Linked DNA regions of Homo sapiens: region 1 is linked to region 2. A link is an interaction called in ENCODE POLR2A ChIA-PET data of the cell type or tissue named here. Cell type or tissue: PC-9. All regions are shown on one strand. Each heading gives the region's core, and the rest is flanking DNA. Links, peaks and the distances in the headings are about the cores only.

What was found. Peaks named below come from ENCODE experiments on the same cell type or tissue, not always from the same donor. Only the 100,000 strongest peaks of a DNase experiment are listed, where the experiment ranks them.
Region 1: POLR2A ChIA-PET joins it to region 2 with 5 read pairs; 2 of 35 experiments call an interaction of 5 or more read pairs at or near these places.

The regions. Positions count from the first base shown.
Region 1 is chr9:72,152,082-72,156,988 of GRCh38, reverse strand. All of the region lies in intron 1 of GDA (guanine deaminase), which reads right to left. Among named protein-coding and RNA genes, the nearest start is that of GDA, 5.1 kb to the right of the region's middle. In PC-9, for the core only: no CTCF peak of the experiment used is centred there; a DNase peak (open chromatin) is centred at 2,168; H3K4me3 peaks cover 198 bases; H3K27ac peaks cover 1,079 bases.
Region 2 is chr9:73,122,206-73,127,112 of GRCh38, reverse strand. No RefSeq gene overlaps it. Among named protein-coding and RNA genes, the nearest start is that of ANXA1, 27 kb to the left of the region's middle. In PC-9, for the core only: no CTCF peak of the experiment used is centred there; no DNase peak of the experiment used is centred there.

The DNA of each region.
Region 1 (4,907 bases), core at 652-4,651, 970 kb after region 2:
AGTTCAACTGCTCAGTGATGTTAGAAAATGGGATGGTGTCTCTGAAATCCCCTTAACCTTTTCCTCACAGTCTCACATGGTGGCAGCAGCAGTTCCAAGTATCTTTTCTTCATATGAGAGTATCCAAAAAAGGCAGGGCTTCTCTTCCCACATCCTAGAAGCTTCTGAGCAAACTTCCTGTATGTCAGAATATTATCACTAGTCACCCTCAGCTACCAGGAAGCTGGAAGAATAAGTATCTGATAAATGGAGATAGGATTACCATGACTGGCTTACACCATGATGTATCCACAGGCTGAGTCTACCATGGACTGATCAAATTCAGGTGTTAATAAGGAAAAAGAGGTCATGACTGCTGAGTGGGTAACCAACAGTGTTTGCCATGAGCATTCTGAACAAGCAATCAGCCTTCTAGAAAATGGGAATTTGCAAGATGATCTTGTAATAATTGGGAGTGAAAGCATCTTTCTGATGAAAGCCAAGCTCCTATTCAGCAGCCTCAGAAGGAAGGGATTAGCCCAGTTTCCTTTCTCAGGACCAACAGCATATTTTGAGTTGCTGAGCTTGGCAGGAAGTGGAGGAAAGGATGATACACAATCACTAGGATTTGTGATTTAGACTGAGAGAACTTCTGGTAAAGTAGCCTCAGGTGAGAAAGAACTCTTCCTCCTCCCAGCAGTCTTCAGAACTGAAGAACATTGGGTCACTCTTTTCACCAGGGCTATATAATCCTCTTTTGCATGTTCCAGTCCTAAAAGGTCCAATTCAGCTACTACTTCCTTCAAGAAGCTTTTCCTATCACTGGTCAACTTGTGCCCCACTGTACTATTTACACACATTTACATACATTTTGCGATCACTCTTGATGCACTTACCTTCCAACCTTACATATGTAAGCTATCATCAAATCCAGTCAACTTGATCTAAATAGCTACTGATTCTATCCACCTCTCCATCTGCATTACTGACAATAACCGCTGAAGTCTAATGGACATGTACTACATGCCAGGCATTATTCTATATATTTTACACTTACTAATCCATTTTATCCTTTCAACAACCCTATTAGGTAGACCATAGTAATTATTTTATGCATAAAGAAATTTGGAGATACAAATGGTAAGGAACTTGATCAAATTCACATAGGTAATAAGTGATAGAGGTACTCTTAGGAGTTCATATCTCAGTTGATAACTACACTGCCTCTCTCATCTAAACCACATTCCATTTTACCTAAATACTGCAACAGGCTCCTATCTGACCTCCTTGCCTGCACTCAACTTCTCTTCAATGCATTTATCCTGAAGTTAGACCTTTATAACCACAAAATATAATCATGACACAATCCCACCATCCCCGATGCCCTCCATAACATAGCCCTGCCTACCTGTCCTGCCTTATCCTGTGTTAGCCTTCTCCTCAACCTTTGGACTCTGACTACCTTGACTGTTTCATTCCTTCCTACCCCAGGACCTTTGCACAGGCAGTCACAGGCAGTTCTCTCAACCTAGAAGGCTCTTCTTTACTTCCAATGCTGTCCACCTTACCTATTGGTATGGTTTGGATGTGCCTCCATCCAAATCTCATCTTGAATTGTACTCCCCTAATTCCCACATGTTGTGGGAGGAACCCAGTGGGCGATAACTTGAATCATGGGGGCAGTTTCCCCCATACTGTTCTCATGGTAGTGAATAAGTCTCACGAGATCTGATGGGTTTATCAGGAGTTTCCGCTTTTTCATCTTCCTCATTCTCTCTTGCTGCCGCCATGTAAGAAGTGTCTTTCACCTCCTGCCATGATTCTGAGGCTCCCCAGTCATGTGGAACTGTAAGTCCAATTAAACCTCTTTTTCTTCCCAGTCTCAGGTTGTTTTTGTCACCAATGTGAAAATTGACTAATATACCTACTTAACTTCTCATTGTTCACATCGCAAGTTTGATGTCACTTCACGCTAGGGAAAGCCTTCCCCTAACTAGTTCAAGTTCTGATAGGTCATGGCAGATTCTGTTAATTTATTACTAGATCATCAGTTTCAAGAGGGCAGGGCAGTATTTGCATACTTTGTTCATCAATTTATCTCCGGTGAAAACCCCAGTGTTTGGCTCAGGAATGAGTCACTTTTATTACAGCTACAAGTCTTAGCTCCCGTGCCAAAGTGCAGATTCTTTGAGGTCCAGGACTGTGCCCTAGAGAAGCAGTCAGCGACAGTAAAGAGAACATGGCCTTTGCCCCATACTAATTCAAAATCCAGCTACACCACCACCGTATCTGAATGCATGACTTCTCAAGTCTCAACTTCCTCATCTGTTAGTGGAAATAATGACATTGTCAAGTCTAAAAGAGATACTAAAGATAGCTTGCTAGTGAATCTAGCACCAAATGCTTCTTGATCTTTCTTCCAGGGTGCATCTTTGGGTCCCAGGGGATCAATGACATAAGCAGTGAGAATAAAAAGCTAAGGTTCTGTGACCACCCCATACAGTTCATCACAGGCCGTGGCTTCCTTCTCTACCACTTGGCATGTCACCATGTGAAAACATGCAAAATATCACAGTGAGCAAGAGGTTAAGGATTTGCTAGGAGGCAAAGGGAATAGAATGAACATGGTACATGTTAAGTATCCACTAAGTGCCAGGCATTTTCATACATTATCTCATTTAATAAATAGCAAAAGGAAATCTGACTCTACAAATGAGGAAACGGAGGCTCAGGCAGGTTAGGTCTCACCTGTGGTCTCAGCACAGGTAAGTGGTAGAGACTCTGACCTGAACCCAAGTCTCTATTCCTCCATTGGACTTGCTCCTGCCACCCCAGGACACAACCTCAAAATGAATCTCTTCCTCACTCTTGTTTCTGGGTAAGTGTGCATTAAAAGGCCCAAGGCATGTTTATGCATCTTTACTGTCAACCTGACCCTGATGTATGTGGGAAGAATCAGGCAACTTAGTAATATTTGAGCATGCATTACCTCAAGATTAAATATTTGCAAATGAATTAAACATGTTAGAGTCTATATTTTTTTTTTATTATACTTTAAGTTTTAGGGTACATGTGCACAATGTGCAGGTTAGTTACATATGTATACATGTGCCATGCTGGTGTGCTGCACCCATTAACTCGTCATTTAGCATTAGGTATATCTCCTAATGCTATCCCTCCCCCCTCCCCCCACCCCACAACAGTCCCCAGAGTATGATGTTCCCCTTCCTGTGTCCATGTGTTCTCATTGTTCAATTTCCATCTATGAGTGAGAACATGCAGTGTTTGGTTTTTTGTCCTTGCGACAGTTTCCAATTTCATCCATGTCCCTACAAAGGACATGAACTCATCATTTTTTATGGCTGCATAGTATTCCATGGTGTATATGTGCCACATTTTCTTAATCCAGTCTATCATTGATGGACATTTGGGTTGGTTCCAAGTCTTTGCTATTGTGAATAGTGCCACAATAAACATACGTGTGCATGTGTCTTTATAGCAGCATGATTTATAGTCCTTTGGGTATATACCCAGTAATGGGATGGCTGGGTCAAATGGTATTTCTAGTTCTAGATCCCTGAGGAATCGCCACACTGACTTCCACAATGGTTGAACTAGTTTACAGTCCCACCAACAGTGTAAAAGTATTCCTATTTCTCCCCATCAAGCTACCAATGACTTTCTTCACAGAATTGGAAAAAACTACTTTAAAGTTCATATGGAACCAAAAAAGAGCCCGCATCACCAAGTCAATCCTAAGCCAAAAGAACAAAGCTGGAGGCATCACGCTACCTGACTTCAAACTATACTACAAGGCTACAGTAACCAAAACAGCATGGTACTGGTACCAAAACAGAGATATACATCAATGGAACAGAACAGAGCCCTCAGAAATAATGCCGCCTATCTACAACTATCTGATCTTTGACAAACCTGAGAAAAACAAGCAATGGGGAAAGGATTCCCTATTTAATAAATGGTGCTAGGAAAACTGGCTAGCCATATGTAGAAAGCTGAAACTGGATCCCTTCCTTACACCTTATGCAAAAATTAATTCAAGATGGATTAAAGACTTAAACGTTAGACCTAAAACCATAAAAACCCTAGAAGAAAACCTAGGCATTACCATTCAGGACATAGGCATGGGCAAGGACTTCATGTCTAAAACACCAAAAGCCATGGCAACAAAAGCCAAAATTGACAAATGGGATCTAATTAAACTAAAGAGCTTCTGCACAGCAAAAGAAACTACCATCAGAGTGAACAGGCAACCTACAAAATGGGAGAAAATTTTCACAACCTACTCATCTGACAAAGGGCTAATATCAAGAATCCACAATGAACTCAAACAAATTTACAAGAAAAAAACAAACAACCCCATCAAAAAGTGGGCAAAGGATATGAACAGACACTTCTCAAAAGAAGACATTTATGTAGCCAAAAGACACATGAAAAAATGCTCATCATCACTGGCCATCAGAGAAATGCAAATCAAAACCACAATGAGATATCAGCTCACACCAGTTAGAATGGCAATCATTAGAGTCTATATTCTTAAAAGCTACATGCTACTTGAGCAGAAAGTATAACTCTGTATTTTGCTTTATACCAAAAAGTTGGCTAGATAATTTCTTTTAATTAACCTGCTTTTGAATGAGCTTTAATTTAATGTATTAAGAGCAGTTAGTCATTGGCATTCTCTGGGCCTAAACGAAGTTATACAAAATAAGGAATAAAGTTTAAAAGCGAGACCAGAAGGACAGAGTAAGCTTTGTGCCCTCTCGCTGAGATTCTACCCCAGATCTAAACTTGCAATGGAGAAATAAGCTCCTGATACTTCACACAGCTTGTCCCATCACAGAAACTATGTGTTACAGTTATTCAAAATGTAATCCACCCGCTGCTATAATCCACCCGCTACCTGCGTC
Region 2 (4,907 bases), core at 588-4,587:
CCAAAGTGCTGGGATTACAGGCGTGAGCCACTGTATCCGGCCTGTTTGTATGGTTGTTATCTTTACCTGGGATTATAATTTTACATATTCATTGCCTGCAAAAGATATTTACTATGAATCTTTAACTCCAAAATTAATATACCTAACATCTTTCTTATTATCTAAAAAAATTACAAGAATGATGATCCAGCTTTCAAACTTTTAAGAACAAAACATAGAGATGCAGTTCTTAATAGAAAGAGATACAAAATGGTAAATGTGGTATAGTATTTTTTATTCAAATTAGGAATATTTTATATAAATATATACAAAAATTAGGTGATTATATTTTTATTCTGTCAAATATAAGAATTGATGTGAAATCATTTAGTACTATTTTTAATAATAGAAATTGAAAATGTTGCATGTTACTTTATAAGTGACATGAGAAATTAATGTAAAAGGGGCTTTGGGTTATCTTCAAGAATGAATTTATGTGGGGACATTGTTTATACCCATACAATAGAAAATATCCCAAACACAATTCAACTTTTAATAGAATAATCTTCAACACCTTTCCGGAGCTAAAATAAACTTTTAAATAAATATTGCATGGACATTATATTTTGTATGGGAAACTATTTTTATGTTAGTTTCACAAATGCTTTATTCACAACCAGTGTGAATTAACTTTTAAATCTACAAATTAAAACATCAAAATCTCATGTTATAATACAATAAAGAGACAATTTTATTCCCAGGAAACAAAACTGAGTTAGTATTTAAATCCTAGAAACTAAATATAGACAAAAATATTAACTTTCCAATTCAGCCAATCTCCAATTAACACATATAGGAAAAAGAGTGGGGGGAAGCGGAGGGAGAGCATTAGGACAAATATCTAATGCATGCAGGGCTTAAAAACTAGATGATGGGTTGATAGGTGCAGCAAACCACCATGGCATACGTATACCTATGTAACGAACCTGCACGTTCAGCACATGTATCCTAGAAATTAAAGTAAAATTTTTTTAAAAATCTTAAAACACAATAACTTCATGCTTACAGAACATAGGCTTATTGTGAGGAAAAAAACCCAAAAGTCCATAACTGTTACAAAGTTGGACAAGGTGTGAACTGAAAAGGCAAACATTTGGTGAGCACACAAATCAGCATATATTCTAATATTGTAATATTATCTCATTTAAACCTGTTCTTACTCATGTGTGTGTCATCCTAGTTTTCTCTGACTTACAGCACCTCACCCTTATTCCTCATCCATCCAAGTCTCTGAGTGTCTCCAGAGAAGCTGCAGTATTCAGTGGCTGAGAATAGTGATTCAGAGGTCATACTACTTGCCTTCATTTATCTATGCAACCATATTGATTTAGCCAGGAAATGTTTTAGGTACTGAAAATATAGGAGTGAAAAACAGTCCATACACAGTTAATCCTTGAACAGCATGGGTTTGAACTGCATACGGCCACTTAATACATTAATTTTTTTTCAGTAAAAGTTACATCAAGTGTGCCTGCCTCTCCTGCCTCCCCTTCTACCTGTCTACCTCTTTCTCTGCCACCCCTGAGACAGCAACACTAACCCTTCTTGTTCCTTCTCCTCCTTAGTCTACTCAACCTAAGGATGAGAAGGATGAAGGCCTTTATGATGCTGCACTTCCATTGAGAAGAAATATGTCTTCTCTTCCTTATGATTTTCTTAATAACATTTTTTCTAGCTTACTTTATTGTAAAAATTCAGTATATATACATATAACATACAAACATGTGTCAATCAACAGTTTATGTTATTGGAAAGGCTTCCAGTTAACAGCAGGCTATTTAGCAGTTAGGTTTTTGGAGAGTTAAAAGTTCTACTCAGATTTCTGACTATACAAAGGGTTGGCACTCCGAACCCACATGCTGTTCAAGGGTCAACTGTACCTGTCTTCATTAAGGTGGTTTTTTTATGGTGTAATATACATAAATAAATTGAAAGATCCATAAATAAGTAAATAATTATCTTAAATTTCTGAATCTTTTACTTACTGTACAACCTTGAGTATGCTATTTAGCTAACTAATCTTCAGAATATTTTTTAACCTGTAAAATTGAGATGCTAATATTGAATACAGTTAAGTATATAATATGAATATATATTTGTGAGTGTGTGTGTGTGTGTGTGTGTGTGTATATATATATATAGTCTTTATCCATTTTATGTTGCTGTAATAGAATACCCACAAACCAGGTAATTTATAATGAACAGAATTTGTTTGGTTCATAGTTCTGGAGGCTGGAAAGTCAAGAGCAAGGTGCCAGGATCTGGTGAGGGCTCTCATGCTGCATCATCCCATGGTGGAAGGCGGAAGTGCAAGAGAGCATGAGAGCAAGCAAGAGAGAACCAAACTGGCTTTTATAAATTCCCACTGTTGCAATAATGAGCCCACTCCTGCAATAACGACATTAATTCATTCATGGGGTGGAGCCATCCTGACTTAATCACCTCATAACAGTTCTACCTCTTAATACTGTCACAATGGCAATTAAATGGCAACATGAGTTTCAGAAGAGGCATTCAAATCATTGCCATACACACACACATACACACACACACACTATATATATATATACGTATATATACATATATGTGTGTATATATACGTATATATACATATATGTGTGTATATATACGCATATATACATATATGTGTGTATATATACGCATATATACATATGTGTGTATATATACGCATATATACATATGTGTGTGTATATACGCATATATACATATGTGTGTGTATATACGCATATATACATATGTGTGTGTATATACGCATATATACATATGTGTGTGTGTATATACGTATATATACATATGTGTGTGTATATACGTATATATACATATGTGTGTATATATACGTATATATACATATATGTGTGTATATACGTATATATACGTATATATACATATATGTGTGTATATGTATATATACGTATATATACATATATGTGTGTATATGTATATATACGTATATATACATATATGTGTGTATATGTATATACATATATGTGTGTATATGTATACACATATATGTGTGTATATATATGTATATACACATATGTGTGTGTATATATATGTATATACACATATGTGTGTGTATATATATGTATATACACATATGTGTGTGTATATATGTGTATATACACATATATAGTGTGTATATATGTGTATATACACATGTGTGTGTATATATATGTGTATATACACATATATAGTGTGTATATATGTGTATATACACATATATATGTATGTATATATGTGTATATACACATATATGTGTGTATATATGTGTATATATACATATATATGTGTGTATATATACATATATATGTGTGTATATATATTCTTTCTTGAGATTAAAAATTAGCTTTTATTGAAAAGTAATAATAAATAACAATCAGACTGAGCCAGGAGCCTTAGATAGATATAAATCAAACTTATAAAACTAAACACATACTTCACTCAGGTTTTGTCCTACAAATTGCCTTGGTTGCCATGATGAAATAGAAATAAAATTAGAACATTTCTTGTCCTTTATCATAAATTAAAGATTCTTTCTCCATCTTTTTTGACCTCCAATGTAAAAAGATAATAAAGACTCTCTGATGCACCAAATCATGTTGCCAAAGAGGCCATTATTTTGTATTAACTCTAAAACCTAGAAATCATTGTTTTTTTTAAAAAAGTATTGAAATCTTAATAGTCTGCTGTATGAAATAATGTTAGTTCATATAGTTTACCATTTATTAACGGCAGCTTATGAATAAGTTCAGAGTTCTTTTTTTCTTTTATCTTATTTGATCTTCCAACTAATCTGTAGCCTCTTGTATGAGGGAAAGCAGTTCACACAGGAGCAGCTCATCTTATGAAAGTGTAAAAGGCAGTCTTTGGCTGTTTCCTGACTGTAAACAAAATGCAAAGCTTTATTTCTTTCATATTACCTCATAAGCTTGTTCTGTAGTTAAAATGAGATAATCCATACAGAATTCTCTGCACAGTGCCTAGCATAGAGTAAATGCTCAATAAATGCTGATAACTGATCCCTCTCTATCTCATCTCTCCCTCTATTCTCACTGAGCTTATCATCATTTAGAATATCACTGCTTTTGCTTTGTTATATTTGCAATAGCCTTCTGTTAGGGTTTCCCTTCTCTAATGTTACCTTTCCCCTCTTCCCTATAATTATGTGTTGTCACCAGATTAAATTGTCCTCATGAATAATTCTGAATTATCCAGGTTTCTGATCAAATACCTTTAATGAGTTCACACCGTAATTATTGAAGAATACCACTGTCTAGATGCACTGTCCCTTTCTAATTCAGTTCCTTCTGTTATGCTTTGTAATAACTATTGTATTCCAGATAAAACAACTTGTTCGTTGTTCTTTTAAGTGTCTCAAAATTTATATTCTATGAGAAATGCCCCCACTTACTATTTCACCCCCAACAGAAACAGATGGACACACCAGTCCTCCAAATGTCTTCTTGTAATCTCCTACCTGAAAAGATTTTTTTCTCTTTTCTTATCTTTATTATTACTTTTCTCATAGCCCTTTCTATGTAAAAGGACTTTTTACATCCTAGTTTCTAGCATTGTTCCATGTGTACATGGTGTATTTCTCTTAGGAGAGTCTACTGTCCTGGAAGGAAAAATCTGTATCTGATTCGTATTTTTATTCCTAAAGTGTCCACATTAAATCAATATTTGTTGACTAAATGCAGGAATTAATTTTTCAAATTCTTCAGAAACATTAGAAGTTTCAACACCAAATACAAAAATAAATTACTACAAAACTGTTTTTTTTAACCAGGTAGATGTGACTTAATTTTTGATATGATTGCTGGAAAACAAGGCGATTAACCCTGTTC